2 separate regions of the Homo sapiens genome follow, and region 2 is linked to region 1. A link is an interaction called in ENCODE POLR2A ChIA-PET data of the cell type or tissue named here. Cell type or tissue: PC-9. All regions are shown on one strand.

Region 1 (8,000 bases):
ACTGTTCTGTTTCCTACTATTAAGTATGATTTTCCCAAGTCATTCTCCTTAGATTTGCTTCAATCCTGGGTATAGGGTACTTCAAAAGCAAATGAATGTAAGGAACAGAGCTAGTGCTTCATTACCCAACTGAAGAAAATGCAGCTCAGAGGGTTTAAAGAACAATGAACTGGACCATTGCTATTTATTGTACACTTGTCATGTGTCAGGCAGCCAATCTACAACAATGGTGAAATAGGAACTATTATTATTGTCATTTTAACAGTGAGGAAATGAAGACCCAAAAGTAAAGAAGAAGGACAAGCAGAGGGAGGAGAATGAGGGGGAAGAGGAGGAGAAGGAGGGGAGAAGAAGAAGAGAGAACAGGGAGAGGAAAAAGCTTAATGATAGTTATACAGTCATGATGCGGCAATCCAAATGTTCATTGCTATATCCAACTCCAAAGCCTGGTGTCTTCCCCTTTCAAAACATTGTTTCTCCAATGTTAGCTCCAGAGCACAGACTCTATCTCCTTGTATATATATATATATAAAAGAATTTAAGAAACCGAGAGAATAAAATAATTATTACTGCACAACTATGATAATGTAGTAAGTTATGGTGCAAAGATTTCAACTCAGGCATTCTCACTCTAGAGCTGATATTCTTAACAATTACATTATATTGCCTACTTAAGACACTGCATCTGTGAAGCTGGAACTGGATGACATAGAAAAAGGACATTCAGAGAACAGGAAATAATTCTAGAAAATGTGAAGCATGAGTCAATATAAAACATTCAGGAGAATACTTGGAAGATAAGGTTGAGGTTCTCTTGAAGAAATCCCAACAAAAATCATAGAAAAGGAAGAAAGAAAAAAAAAACTATTGAATATGATAAGAAACATCCGAATGTAAAGAGTTCCAGAAAGATTTTTTAAAGGAGTAAATTATTGAACAAAGAATATACAAAAATCTCCTGGAAGCGAAGTTTCTGAGTTTTCAGATTATGGCAGCAGTGGAGGTTTGTCACTAGGATTTCCCCTCAGTAAGAACTTGCTGTTCAGCTGCAAGGAGTACAGTCAGCCTCCAGCTGTTTCCAGCCTCATCCTATACCTCAGCTTTCATGCCAAGGTCTTGCTCTTCCCAGGCAACAACCAACCAGTGACTCAGAATGACAGGGGTACTAGGTCTTGGCCAATTATACTCAATTATACCCAATGTTAGAGTCCTCTAAATCTTTACTTGAAATATTTGTTCTAGAGCTCTCCATTGGATTGGTTAAAACCATCAGATCTGCATTGTTGTCTGAGGCTCTCCTTATCCAGTCCTGCTCCTTTCCTCAGGAGTTTTCCTCTAAGAAATCTCTTGCATTACTAACTCCATCTCAGTGTCTGCTTCCCACAGGACACAATGGATATCAATATTGATGGGATGCACTAAGTATCCAGCATAATAAATGATAAAAGGTTTTCACCAAAGTACATCATTGTGAAATCTCAAAATGAGAAAAGATTCAAAATTATTCTAGAGTATAAACAAATAACAAAAATCAAAACAGGTCCTGTGCAAAGGACTGGGAATCAGAATGGTAGCAGAGCTCTCAGTAACAATGCTGGAATCCAGAAGAAAATGAAACTCCTTCAAAATTCAAAGGGGCAGTATTTCTAACATAGGGTTTCATACCTAGGAACATGGATATCAAGTTTGAGGCTAGAATAGAGACATTTTCAGATCTACAAAGTTTTAAGAAACTTACTTACAAGTAGCAAAATAAGGAACTGAGCCAAGAAGGAATAAGACATAGGATTTAGTAAGTAGTATCCAAATTCTAGAAAAATATAAAAGGAATTCCCAGAGTGTTTATGAAAGTAAGTCTAGATGCAGTTGGCTACAGGCCTAGAAAATAACCCATCTAGTTTGGAGGAGACAGCTTGAGAGGGTAACTCTAAGAAGAAAATCAAGTTTGTATAATACTTGATGTGTCTGAATATATTCAGAGAAAATTTAGAGTCTTGGCAAAACCTTTGGGATAAATTAAGAAAAGTATGTAAAAAAATAAGCAAAAAAGTGGCCATTATTAGCTTAAAAAATACAGAAGTGGTATAAAAAGTATACACAATTATAGAATATACCATGCCGTAGGTATGAAAATAGTTATAGAGACATAATGATGTGAAGACTAACGATTAATTTGGCTAAAAATGCTGATATATCCACCTTGGAAGGAGGAGAAATAACTGTGTTTATCAGATAATGAAAGATGGAGTGTCGGGGGACAGGGCACTGCAGGGAACATTAAGAGCTAAGTCTTAATAATTCATACTTGTATAATGGGAAGGCAATAGCTATCAAAAGATAAAATCCAATAATGGCAATAGAACGATATCACGTGGAAACATGGTGGGAAATAACAAAATAAACAGATAAAAATGTTAAAAGTAGCCGGACACAGTGGCTCACGCCTGTAATCCCAGCATTTTGGGAGGCCGAGGCGGGCAGATCACGAGGTCAGGAAATTGAGTCCATCCTGGCTAACACGGTGAAACCCCGTCTCTACTAAAAATACAAAAAATGAGCCGGACGTGGTGGCAGGCGCCTGTAGTCCCCAACTACTCGGGAGGCTGAGGCCGGAGAATGGCGTGAACCTGCGAGGTGCAGCTTGCAGTGAGCCGAGATCGCGTCACCACCGCACTCCACTCTGGGCGACTGAGCAAGGCTCCATCTCAGAAAAAAAAAAAAAAAAGTTAAAAAGTAGTTCCTTTGGTATAGAAAATAGGAATGGGTGATGTGGTAAAGTACTGGTTTTCATTGTAAATCTCTTAATATTGTTTTGGCTTTTAAAAAGTGTACATGTAGTATAACACTTTGATAAAAAATAAATATTGAGGAAAAACCCAAAGAACTGAAAAGTTGGAGAAGCAAGCACTCCTAAGTAGGAAGAACTAGGTGTGCTGATTTCTAGTAAAAATATTTTGTAACTACATGCATTGTCTCTCTATTGTTATTCAATATAGACCAACTTCCTATACTACCCCTCTCCTTTTTAATTGGTAAATACTTAAATAATTGCAGTTATTAAAATGCTACATTATATAAAGTAACTACAGACTGAAATGCCCATATGTTATTTTCTGACTAAGGAGTGAAGTAAGAAAAATGGACTTACCTAAATTGGTGAGGAGGTAAGCAATTTTTTCATAAGCCTGTAATAAAAGAGAATACATAGTGAACATTATTCCTCTCTTTTGGAAAAGGCTGGTATTTACACTATTTGAAGAAACATCTATAATGTATGTTATACAGTGGTTACATTTTACTTTAAATAGAAACATTTATTGAAACTTAGTATGTAAGGCTTTATATATACATACATGAATGAAATTGATATAATATATGTGAATGTAAATGTGTGTACACGTATATGTGTGTGTAGATACACTTGTAATCTGTAATAACGAGTCTTTTCTGGTAGCTATCTTCATTTTCATTTTGTAAATCAAGAAATGAGAAAAAGTCCCTAAAAGTCATTCAGCTAATCAATGGCTGAGCTGAGATTTGAGCTCAAAATTACAGTTTTTTGGCCGGGCGCGGTGGCTCACGCCTGTAATCCCAGCACTTTGGGAGGCCTAGGCGGGCGGATCACGAAGTCAGGAGATCGAGACCATCCTGGCTAACAGGGTGAAACCCCGTCTCTACTAAAAATACAAAAAATTAGCCGGGCACGTTGGCGGGCGCCTGTAGTCCCAGCTACTCGGGAGGCTGAGGCAGGAGAATGACGTGAAACCGGGAGGCAGAACTTCCAGTGAGCAGAGATCGTGCCACTGCACTCCAGCCTGGGCGAGAGTGAGACTCCGTCTCAAAAATAAAAAATAAATAAAAATAAAAATAAATAAAAATTAAAAATTAAAAAAATTGTGTTTTTTTTTACAACACTGGAAGGCAAAGTGAAAGTTTGAATTCTGCCCTACTGATAAAGAAATTTCTAAACTATGATAAAAGACCGTATATATTTGTATTTGTAAAAAACAAAATTGTTTTTGTGGTTATTTAAAACAGATGCATAAGTCAAATCTGTTGAATCTGTAAGTCACAATTGATTTTTCTGATAATACTTTTCCTCTTCTGCCATCTTTTCCCCTCTCCTATATACTCTGACCAATATTTACATAGACTCAAGAAAAGGGCATACATTTCACAATATTCCAAGTAAATATAGTTGGGAAAGTATTCGCTATAGACAGAAGTACTTGTGGGTATATGTATGTGCATATGAATATTACCTCATAACCACATAATTCAATAAAAAATTGTTTAGATTATCATTTCCAATAACCTTCCCTGTTGGCACGAAAAATTAAAAGGTATGCATCTGGACATATTAAAAGTTGTTCCCCTTCTCTGACAGTTCTTTCAGCAAAATGATTGTGATGACTCATCTTAGCTGTGATTCAAATCTGCCCCTTCCTAAGAGTTAAAGTGTTATCTGGAGACAGAAAGATTACACTGAGTACAGTACTCTCATTCTCTTCCTAGTGCAGGTTTTTGGTCTTTGTTTTAGCTATACACAAACTATAATTTTCAAATTTTAGGATAAGATTACTGTGAATTCATGAACACCAGGTGATTCCTACTGTAACAGGTTCTTTTTCATGTCTTATTTATTAAGTGAGATAATCATAGCAGGGTCTCCAAGGAGTACAATAGGATAGATTCAATTGCCCAAAAAATAGTACTTGAGCACCCACTATGCCTCTAGCACTGAGTTGAGTGCCTTTGTGGGGATTGAAAGTTAGTTCTAGTTCAATAATTGCCATTTGGCTTGTGCCAAACAGTGCTTTACGTATATTATTATTCCTTAACAACAATTTTGTTAAGTAGGTATAATGATTCCCATTTTACAGAAGAAGAAACTAAGTTGTGGAATGTCAGGCACCTTAGTAGTGAGACAACACGACTGAGCAAGTAGCAAAGTCAGGATTGACTATCATGGCTGTCTAGCACCACATACATCGTGCCTTGTCACATAAACCATTTCATTTTTAACTATTTATTTATTTTCGAGACAAAGTCTCACTCTAACACCCAGGCTGGAGTGCAATGGCATGATCACAACTCACTGCATCCTAAACTTCCTTGGCTCAGGTAATCCTCCCACCTCAGCTTCCCAAGTAGCTATAACTACAGGTACACACCACTATGATGCCTGGCTCATTTTCTTTTCTTTTTTTTTTTTTCAGAGATGGCTTTTGGGCATGTTGCCCAGTCTGGTCTCCAATTCCTCATCCGCCCCAGCCTCCCAAAGTGCTAGGATTACAGACATGAGCCACCACGCCCAGCCCTATTCAAATTTTTGTCTTAATATCTAGCACATAGAGCCACTCTGCAAACTTAGGATGGCAATATCTGCAACTGATGCATTAGGGGGGTTACAATAACACTGGGAAAAAAGTTATAAATTACAAAAGATGCCATAATGCTGTTGCAAGACTTTCTGGGGTATTTGCAAACCTGCATCATCCAAGGCCCAAATGCTATGGCTGACTGGCAACATCACTGATGAGCTACAAAATCAGTTCAAGCAGAATGAATTGTTAAATCTCAAACTACAGACTACAAAAATAAATAATGATTTAAATATATCCAACTGTATGGTGTCTGGCAGCAATCACTTTGGCAGTACATACAAGCTGTGAGTGTGTACATTTGTGTGTGATTGTGTAAAGTGGAATGAGTACGTGCTTGTTGGGGAAGAGGATAAAGGGCGTCAGGGATAACTATTCCGGGCCCTACCTGATACACACACGTGATAACATGTTGGAGAACCTATACTTTAAAAAATCAGCCACTGATGCATTTAGTAAGCTGAAATTCTCTTATTCATATATATTAATTAATATATTCATTATAAATTTCTAGTGCATCAGTTAGTGTTTTAGAAACCAAACATACCTGAATCAAAAAGACATAATCTCTACTTTCATAGAACTCAAATTTCAGTGGGTAGAGATAAATGGCAAATAAATACATAATTGGTCAGGAGGTGAAAAGTGCTCTGAGGGAAAATAAAGCAGGCAGAGCGGATAGAGAGTTTTGGTAGACACAGAGAGTACTATTTTATAGAGTATTCTGAAAAGCCTCTTAAAAGCCTGAATAAAGTATTCAGAGGGTAGCATCTGAGCAGAGAAGTGCATGCAATGAGGGAGGGAGCCAAGCAGAAATCTCAGCTAAGTACCTTTAAGACACAGAAATGGGAATGCCAATGCTCTGAGTCTGGCACAGACTTGATGTATTTCATGAAGGGCAGGGAAGTTAGAGAGAAAGGAGTGGCAGCAATAAGACAGTGAAGTAGTAAGAGATGAGTCACTGAGATCTCACAGGGAAACACTTTTTCAGTGCACAGTAGGCCATGGTAAGCATTTTGGAATTCATTCTCAGCTAAGACTTCATCATCTTCCCAGTAATGCCTTGTTTGGGGTGTTATGCAAAAACCAGTTAGGGAGAAAAAGAACAGCAAAGGCAGGAAAAGGACATGGTTATTGTGAGGGGGCATATTAGGCAGTTCTACATGGGTTTTAGAACTTTTTATCTTTTAGTCATAGCCCCACAATACAGCCTTCACTGTGAAAATAAACTCCAAGCTTTTGCAGAATTGAAAAGAGCCTTCCCTTTTCCAGTAATCTACTTGTCTGAATTTCTAGAAACTATGGACATAGACATGAACAAACTAAACAAATACATTTATTAAAAAGCCAATCCTCTTATGAGATGAGTCATTTGACATTACCTCTTTTCTTGGTTAAGATGCCTGGTCCAACCCTTTGATCCACCCTATTCCATAATAGCTTATTTGCACTGTAATTGGTAACCAGTGGTAACCAGGTATTAAGGAAAGTTAGGTGTACTTTGAGGCCTTCAGTGATCAGGCCCATGAAAGAAGTATAGGGATGTATGCTCTGGACTCTAGAGATGGGAATGGATCAACAAGGGAGAAAAGTCCAGAACCTACATGGAGTACTTACATTAGCCAAATGTAGATAGGACTTTTTCTTTTTTTGTTAGAGTGCTCCGTGCATGATACATGGATTTTAAAATCAGAGGAGGAAACCCAAAAGGAGTTCATTCTTTAATTTAAAAATTTTTAATTGGAATTAAAGTTTTAATTTTAGTTTAATTTAATTTTAATAAATTTAATTTAATATTTATAAAATTTGATTTTAATAACATTTTAATTTTTGATTAAAATTTCACCATGCTGAAATGATTTAATTAGCCTAATTCCAGGTTTTTCAAACTCTAAGAGTACTTCTGTTCTGATGTTTCTATATATTTCTTAAAAGTTACCCTTTAATCATGAGACCAGGCAGCTGTCATGCTGCTGTAATATGACAAAATTAGTTAAAGTTGGATTGTCAAGCAACAAGAATATACATTTTTGGAATAATTTTGCATATTTAATTTTCATTAAAATATTTTTAGGAACATTTCCTGATACAATAGTACCATGCCACTTTTGGCACCTTCGAGCAGCATATCCTTTTCTGAGGGTAGCAAAATAAAGAAGAAAAATGGTAGGCCTAGGAAAGAGCAATTCTCGGTTTCAAATTCTGTCTTTGTAGTTGTTTAGCTATATGCCTGATAAAGGGATGTTAAAAATAATACATTGATGTTTTAATTATTGTCAAATAAAATTATTTGTAATTTAATTTTGGAAGATGTGATTTCTGATCCTGACTGTGCATCAAAATTACCTTAGCTCTCTTAATGATTTTCTAATGCTATTTGAGGGGCTGGCTGGATAAGAATTACTAGAGAGTATTTTTGAATGATTTGTTTTAAATATAGATTTCTTAGCCCAACAAAGGAGATTCTGAACAGGACTCAAGAATCTGTAGTTTTTTGGCCGGGCGCAGTGGCTCACGCCTGTAATCCCAGCACTTTGGGAGGCCAAAGTGGGCGGATCTCTTGAGGTCAGGAGTTTGAGACCAGCCAGGCCAACATGGTGAAACCCTATCTCTACT
Region 2 (8,000 bases), 760 kb before region 1:
CCTGCTGTTCCTTAAGAGCTTGGGATCTGCCATCCGCTTGAAAAAATTGGCTTTACCTAATGTCCATGTTTCCGGGCTCTGCTTTATTCCAATTTGAAAAGGCATTAGGAATTCCAACGGATTTGCTTATTATACCTCCCAGTTAACTTGTTATAGCTCCTAATTAACATTAACTAATAGCACCCAGGGTGATGAACATTAACTAGTGTGCCTTAATTACCAGAAACAAAACCACCCTTGGAAACATGGATTACCCAGCAAGTCTGTATTAGGGCATGGCTTGGGATAGCAGTATAGATTTCCTTTCTGGCTTTACAACAAGTGCTTCTTGAAGTTTTGCAATTCTCTTGTCTTAGATGCTTTCCACCTCCACCTCCCCCCCATTTTCCCATTGGAAATATTTTTTGAAAAAAAAAAAAAAAAGGCTCTGAATTTTTCTAAGAAAAAATGGTAACTATCACTTGTTACTCACTAACCAAAAATTTTCTTTCAGAACGCTCCAGAATAATCAGTTGAAAACAGTACCCAGTGAAGCCATTCGAGGGCTGAGTGCTTTGCAGTCTTTGTAAGTAACTTCTTGGTTTCTTGACTCACCAAGAGACTACTCTGGCTGTTAAAGATGTAAATAACTAGAATTGTAAGGAAAGAGGAGATTTATCCTTTCATCTGAGATAAAAACAGAGATAGCTAGTCAATGTTATCAAAACGTCCTTTGGTGAGGGAGAAGGAGGTGGTTCTGTTTACCTCTTCTCTTGTCTTAGAGGCTGAGAGAAAGCTACTGGGTATTCACTGCTGGGTGTACTTCCATGAACTTGTGCACTGCTGGTGATCAGCATCCCTTTGGAACCAGTTATGTGTGTACAGAAGTTTTAGTGTCTTGTGCCTTGACTGTCAAGAAACAGCCACAAAGAGGTTTCTGTTTCGTGTGGTAATGATAATCAGAACAAATCGATTGTAATTCCTCAATTTTGTCAAGGGAACTTCTCGGAAAAAATGAAAAAGTATTCTTCAAAACAAGGAACTTCATTAGCTTCTACTAGAATAATGAATACAAATTTGCATTGCCTCACTTCATGTCCTAAATACCAAATGCAATGGGACTCTGGGGCATAGTTTCTCTAAGTGTGGTACTTTGACCACACTTTGCAACAGACTCACTAGGGGGAGACTGCTAAAATGCAGAACCCTAGGCTATATCCTAGAAGTAATGCTGGTTTTCTTTTTAAAGGTAGAATTCAGAAGTCTAATTTTAAATAACAAATAATCTCCCCAGAAGCACTCTGAATAAAAAATGTTAATAGTTATCACCCTTATGTGTGCTGGTATAAAATTGTGTTTTAGCGACATCACATATTTGCATACAATTTGTCTCTTAGGTTTTGTATTATACTTTGAAATAACTGCAAATAGTAGGAAATGCACGCAAGTTAGAAAATACAGCGTGAAAATGATTGAGCTGCTTGTCCCATCAGTTTGCTAACATAAAGCCATTTTTAACGGCACCAAAGAGACATCCCTGGAAATTATAAATTATAGGTTACCATTTGATTTTAGATTAGATATTCTAGTAGTTAATGAGCAATGAATGTGAAAATAAAAATATATGCTGTAAAGTTAAACTTTAAACTGTATCTAACCCATAAACAAGGAATATCCACGGTGTTGGCCATTCAATTCTTAGTTGAAATGAAAGTTTAATTTAAGGTGGTTGTATTAAGTAGCTTCCTTCACTAAAATGGTAAGTTATGGAACATAAGGATTTGTTTTTCACCACAGCTAATTGGGTATGTTCTAGGTAGACTCTTAAAATGAATCAATGGGAATGAGTTCCCTTATAGAAATGTTATTCGGCTGACTTCACACACTCTCTCACCTCGGGTGGATATACACAGGACAAGTCATCTGACCTCTCTTGGACCTGAATTCATCAGGCATTTTAAATAGTCATGTTTTCTTTTGCTTCTTAAGAATATATTTTACTTCAAGACCTTCATATTGAATTGTCATTTTGTAAGATTTAATAATCAAAATACTCAATTATTTTGTCTAGTTTAAAGGGTAATAAAGAGAAGACTAAAATCTCATTTTCAACTGTAGAACAGAAAAATTACCAAAAAAATACAAATATTCTCTCTAATTTGTGGTCAATAAGTACATTAAAGTACGAGACATTTATTGGTAATGTAGATGATTTAAAGTGATGTTTTTCACAGAAATCATAGGTTTCTCTTTCATGTTTTAGAAAAGCATACTGTGCTTATCATTCATGGAGCAAATTGCTTAGTTTAAATTATCTCCAAAATTGGGATGAGTGTATGGAGTGGAGGTAAAACAAACTTTTTTTTAAAGGCTTTGGGATGTTTTCATATACATCAGAAACACAAAGAGCTGCTCTGTGTCAGGCCTGTTTTCTTTAAGGAGGAAATGTTCATACGTTTGTTAGTAGAGTGGGTGCAGTGGTGAAGTTAGATAGAGTTAAAGTTCTCTCATGGTGTAAAACAGTCTTATCAGCACTTGAGTCATTTTGAAAATCTGTTCTTCAGATCTGAATTACATGAAAGATTTCATTGTGGTTTTGAATAGTGCTTAAAAGAAGCAAAGTTCATTAGGGATTGAAATTGACCAGAAGTGGTTTGATGCAAGTGTATGTTTGATAATGACTATAAAATCTGAAAGCCAATTGTTGATACTAATAAAAAGGTAGCATAATTGCCTCCCATAAAGTTAAAATAACTAAAACATTACCTCAGCAGGGTATTAAAATGACATGTCATAATTATCTCCATTAGAAATTTTTTAACATCAGATTACATTTTTATTGACTATTAAAAGATCTCAAAGATTAACTTTCCTAGGTTTTTCTCAGTTTTAAAATATGTTTATAACACTTACATTATTGGTAAGTTAGAACAGAGAGAAAGGAGATCTTTTGATTATACAGGTGTTTATTGATAACAAAGACTTTCAACAGTTAAATATCTGCATTTAATATTATTTTGTTACTGTAGTTTGTTTAAACAAGAAATTTAAAAATACATGAGTTTCAGTCAATTGTAAAATAGGCTTTTGAGAATAGAAAATAGAAGCATGTCTTCCAGACAAAAATAACAAAGAAATTGAGTGAATAAATATGTTATTCACCGTTTAACAAGAAAACTGCGATTAACAAAGCAATAGTTTAATCTCTTACCACATGGAGTTTAAATAGAAAAATACCTTGAATAAACCCTCATATTCTTTCTACTTTGTGAGATAGCTGATGCTTTTCAGCATCTACTTAAAGAATTATAGTATTTTCTTCATCTGTTATTTGGGGTGAATACTAATAGAATAGATCATTGTTACAAAGCCACACTGAGACAGTGCTCTGAAGCACTGGTCTCAGTATAAGTACATACTCTTTACTCTTATGGGTGCCTCACCACACCCACATGTGAATTGAGAGATAAGGATTAACCATTTGAGTCATCACAAATCGTTTTTCTCATTTAACCTCTTATTTAAGAGTTTCATTTTTCCATAGTTCTTTTTAATCCCTACTTATATGTGACTTCACAATTTTTTGGAAATTTTTAGTACGGAGGAAATTGTATCCATGCTTTTATTGTTGTATTATGCTATTTTGTATAGAAGATAGCTTTATTACTGTCTTAGCTCAAAACTCACCTAGTTTTCTAGCAGTAAGTTAAGGCTATCTTTTTTCCTTGATGACACAGAATTCACAAGAGTTTAACGGTTGTATACAGTACTGAATTTATATTAAAAAGGCACTGACCACTTTCCTTGTTATACTATTTTCTGTATCAGTGGAGGCATTGTAGGTATTTGGAGGTGCATTACATACTATTTTATTGAATATGAATATACATCATCAGCATGATAAAATAAACAATTTAAACTTTTCAGCTGCAGTAACACTAAGGAACTTCAATTTGTAATGAAAATACAACCCAAACCCCCTACCTGGCCTATAGGGACTTAAGGAATGTGGACCCTGTTTGCATCCCCTGCCACATGTGTGTCCCTGGTCCCTCTACTCCCCTCCTCCTGTGTTTTAATCACTCTTAACCTTCTGGGAGTTGCTGGATCATACTAAGTTGGTTTCTGCTACTGGGTCTCTGACGTGGCTCTTTCCTTTGCCTAAAACACTCCTTGCCCAGCTCCTACTTTGACTCATTCTTGCATTTTCTTTAGGTCTCACTTTAAATGTCACCTTAGAAATACTTTTCTTGACCAAATGCGTTTTGAGTAACTACCCTCCTCCTCAGAGTCCCTCAGTCTTTAACCTCAGTGCCCTGTTTATCTATTCCAGAGGTAGTTTTTAGAGTATTTGTTATCATTTTGTAACGTGTTTATTGTGTTGTATGTTACCTCCGCCACTGGAATGTCAGTCTCTTGAGGACAGGCCTCATGCCTGTTGTGTTAACTATTTTATCCTTTGTACCTAACAAGATGCTCAATTTAACTGCGTTGAGTGAATTGCAGGTAATTATCTACAAGTATAATTTAGCTACATTAATATTTATTTATATAATATGCTTAATTGTATGATTATGTATTTAAGTCTTTTTCTTCCTAAGAATGGAAAAGTTCCATGAGGGGTGTGTGTGCGTGTGCGCATGTGTGTGTGCACACATGTTTGAACACAGTTCTATCTGCTCATTAAAGCAAATCTCCTAAACAGCTCTGTAGGCAGTACTTTGCCGCTCTGTAGCCAGTACTTGGCCAGTCTGTTATGTAAAAGTTGCCTGTCTCAGGGCAAGTTCTAAAAGCCCCCAAAATAAACAAGTCTAAAAATGTGTGTTTCTAGGTAGATTCTTAAGGCAGCCGCTCAATATCCTAAGCTCTCCCTTTTTAAGTGTTCTTTCAGTTATCTTGACTCTATTAGAAAGAAAGCTTCCATCAGATACTCACCAGGACCAATGATCTTTAAACCCTGCTAATCTGTCATTAGGAAGGGAAAATGCATCTGGGGCTGGGAGCAGTTAATTGGGACCAGGGGCCCAGAACTTGACTGTGGTGGAAAGGGACAATTATGGCAGGAACTGAAGTTGGAACAGCGCAAGGAAACAGGAGGCACAAAAACCACTCTAAAACTCAGAATTTCCTGAACCTGAAAGTTGTCAAACTATTTCTTTAAAAAGATGCAGGCATTTTGAATTTTTAACCAGTTTTTTTCTGTTCTGTAATTTTCACAAAGAAGTCCAAGGCTGTGAGGCATGAATGTAAGTAATGAAGATACATCAACAAGGGATTTGTGAGGAAAGCTGTGATTTGCCTGGCACGTAGTGTCCCTCATCATATTAATACCAGATTGTCTTTGTGTTGAAAAGCAATTATTCCAACAATTACATCTTGTTGTGCCAACAATAATACGTAGGACTTAGTTTCCTGATTTTCAGATGGGGACTTAATTTTAAATATAAGTAATCCTATTAGTAAGGTGTTCTTAATTCCAAAATTTTTGGAAAAATTGAAGAACCTTTAAAGCCACAGTAACATTGATTCCAGGAGCTGCTTGGTTTTTCCAACAGATAATTTGACCTTAATAACTGTTAATTTTGGTATACTGATTTTTCAAAAGCACTTAACTGCTAAGAGAAGAAGAAAAAGTTGCTTTGCCTGTACATGACACTTATATTTTTAACTTGCCTAGAGGTAATAAGGATGATTGAAAATCTATTTAGATTCTTTATTGCTATACAAAAATTTTAAGTATTTTCTAATATTTCTCTTTGGTACAGAATCAGAGTAGCAACTAAATTTAATGTCTAATGTTAGTTATAATGTAACATTGGAAGCAAAGTAGCCTATTTGGTCAGTTTAGTTTCTTTTTTTTTTTTGTATGCCTGATAATTATGCTCTAAAACATAATTTCAATATGAACTTTGCAAGTGTTTTTAAAAAATATATCTTTCTGCTATAAAGTTACTTCTTAGCCAAAAGCCAAAGATAGTTGAAGAATATAGATTTGGATACATGCCATTCTTATGAAGAAAGAGAAAGAACTGACTTTCATACACTATACAGATCATGAAAAAGTTATTAGATGTTATGAGGACTTCTAGTAAAATTAAAGATGATAATTTTTATAAGTCCTTTTTGTTTTGAAAGCTTTGAGTTGTGAGACTTGAACTGACTCATTTCACTAGAATTTGTTACTGAACATGGTTGTTTTTGTTTCTGTTAGGCGTTTAGATGCCAACCATATTACCTCAGTCCCCGAGGACAGTTTTGAAGGACTTGTTCAGTTACGGCATCTGTGGCTGGATGACAACAGCTTGACGGAGGTGCCTGTGCACCCCCTCAGCAATCTGCCCACCCTACAGGCGCTGACCCTGGCTCTCAACAAGATCTCAAGCATCCCTGACTTTGCATTTACCAACCTTTCAAGCCTGGTAGTTCTGTAAGTATCTATCCCTTTTAATTCCATATATTTGTGTTAATTGGGGTACAAAAACAGATTTCTTCTGACAGATTATTATCAAGGCATCTCGCTGAATATGCTCCTGAGTAGTTAGTGCTTTGGGAGCTGCTTTTGTACAATATTAAACAGAATAGGATAATTTAAAACATTACCAGCTGATGATAATTGTTGAATCTCCCTAAGACAAATGACCAGTTATAATCATGAGAAGAAATTGGGTCATTCAGCACACACTTATACAGCTTTTACGTGTGTCCCAGCAGCGTATTCAATGTTAAAAGAAGGGAAGTCATTTCGAGGTGTCCATAGAAGTTAGTCCCAGGGATATTTCGTGTTTTCCACTTGTTCAGAGAGTATGTGATGCAGTGTGTTTTTAATCTTCCAAGACATAACAAAATAGTGCTTCTTTTAAAATCTGTTGGAGATCTCACTGGTGTAAACTACACACTTCCTCCACACCATTACCCTCATGTCCTCAGTAAGAGAGCTCATCAAATTTTTCTTCATATATTTAAGAGCTAATCAAAACTTTATTTTGATATGAATAAATATTAATCTTCCATGTATGTACCATATTTCCACTAAAGATACTTTCTCTTTCCATGAGGTAGTCTATGTTTAGTGAGTCTGTGCAGTGTACATAGCAAGAGATAACTATCCAATGTCACTTGTTTTCTGTGGTCAACAGAAAACTGTTTAGCTGTTTAGCTGTTGATATGTTTAGCTACATCATTCCTTTACACACCAACTCAGACATATAAAACAATGATAATAGTTGCCAATGGGAGATGGAAAAGTCATTTTATGCTTTTTTTCCCCCTTAGGCATCTTCATAACAATAAAATTAGAAGCCTGAGTCAACACTGTTTTGATGGACTAGATAACCTGGAGACCTTGTAAGTATATTCATATTTTGGGCAACTGCATTGTGATATTGAAAGTATAATTTTATACTTCACTGCAGAAAAAGAAAAAAATATTGGCCTTAAGTTCAGCTCCTTATTAATTCACTTTGATACTGGATTAAATTCTTGCTATCAAATAACCTAATTATGAATACTAATCTAAGTCCATGGCTAAAAATGGCAAAGTGTGAATTGCATATTTTCCCCCAAAGAATACACATTCAAAACAGCTCAATCTACAAAGATTTATACCTTTCCAGAAATGTTGGTTTTGTTAAATGTATGACAGTTTTGGAAGTTAGAAAGTTCTAAAATGAATTCTGGATAGTGTTATTTTTTCCATGATCTCAGTTGCCTTCTAATTGTTAACACTGGGTTTGAATACTATATCTGCTTTTACAAGTAACAAATGAAGATTTTATATTCTGCTATGATACTTTTGTTGTTGTTTCCACGAGCTAAAGTGTTTGAGACCTCTGGCTGTTTCAACTGTACATTGCACCACTATATAAGTAAAAGGCATTGTGTAGCTGTGTATAATTGAGAATAGGATATTTATTTTTGTTCTTTTAGCCTATATTAGTTGCCTTTATTGCCTTCATTCAAAGATAATGTAATTTTTGCTGTTGTGATGAGTAAATGATTCAGAGAAGGTCCCAATTACATGG

The links. ChIA-PET counts read pairs that join two places held together with the same protein. Peaks named below come from ENCODE experiments on the same cell type or tissue, not always from the same donor. Only the 100,000 strongest peaks of a DNase experiment are listed, where the experiment ranks them.
Region 2: POLR2A ChIA-PET joins it to region 1 with 9 read pairs; 2 of 35 experiments call an interaction of 5 or more read pairs at or near these places.

The regions. Positions count from the first base shown.
Region 1 is chr11:26,619,647-26,627,646 of GRCh38, reverse strand. ANO3 (anoctamin 3) reads right to left here. Exons shown (of 27, transcript NM_031418.4): 18 at 3,149-3,185. Among named protein-coding and RNA genes, the nearest start is that of MUC15, 51 kb to the right of the region's middle. In PC-9, no CTCF peak of the experiment used is centred here; DNase peaks (open chromatin) are centred at 4,416, 6,306 and 6,876; H3K27ac peaks cover 1,064 bases.
Region 2 is chr11:27,383,659-27,391,658 of GRCh38, reverse strand. LGR4 (leucine rich repeat containing G protein-coupled receptor 4) reads left to right here. Exons shown (of 18, transcript NM_018490.5): 4 at 494-565; 5 at 6,191-6,406; 6 at 7,252-7,323. Among named protein-coding and RNA genes, the nearest start is that of CCDC34, 24 kb to the right of the region's middle. In PC-9, no CTCF peak of the experiment used is centred here; no DNase peak of the experiment used is centred here; H3K27ac peaks cover 284 bases.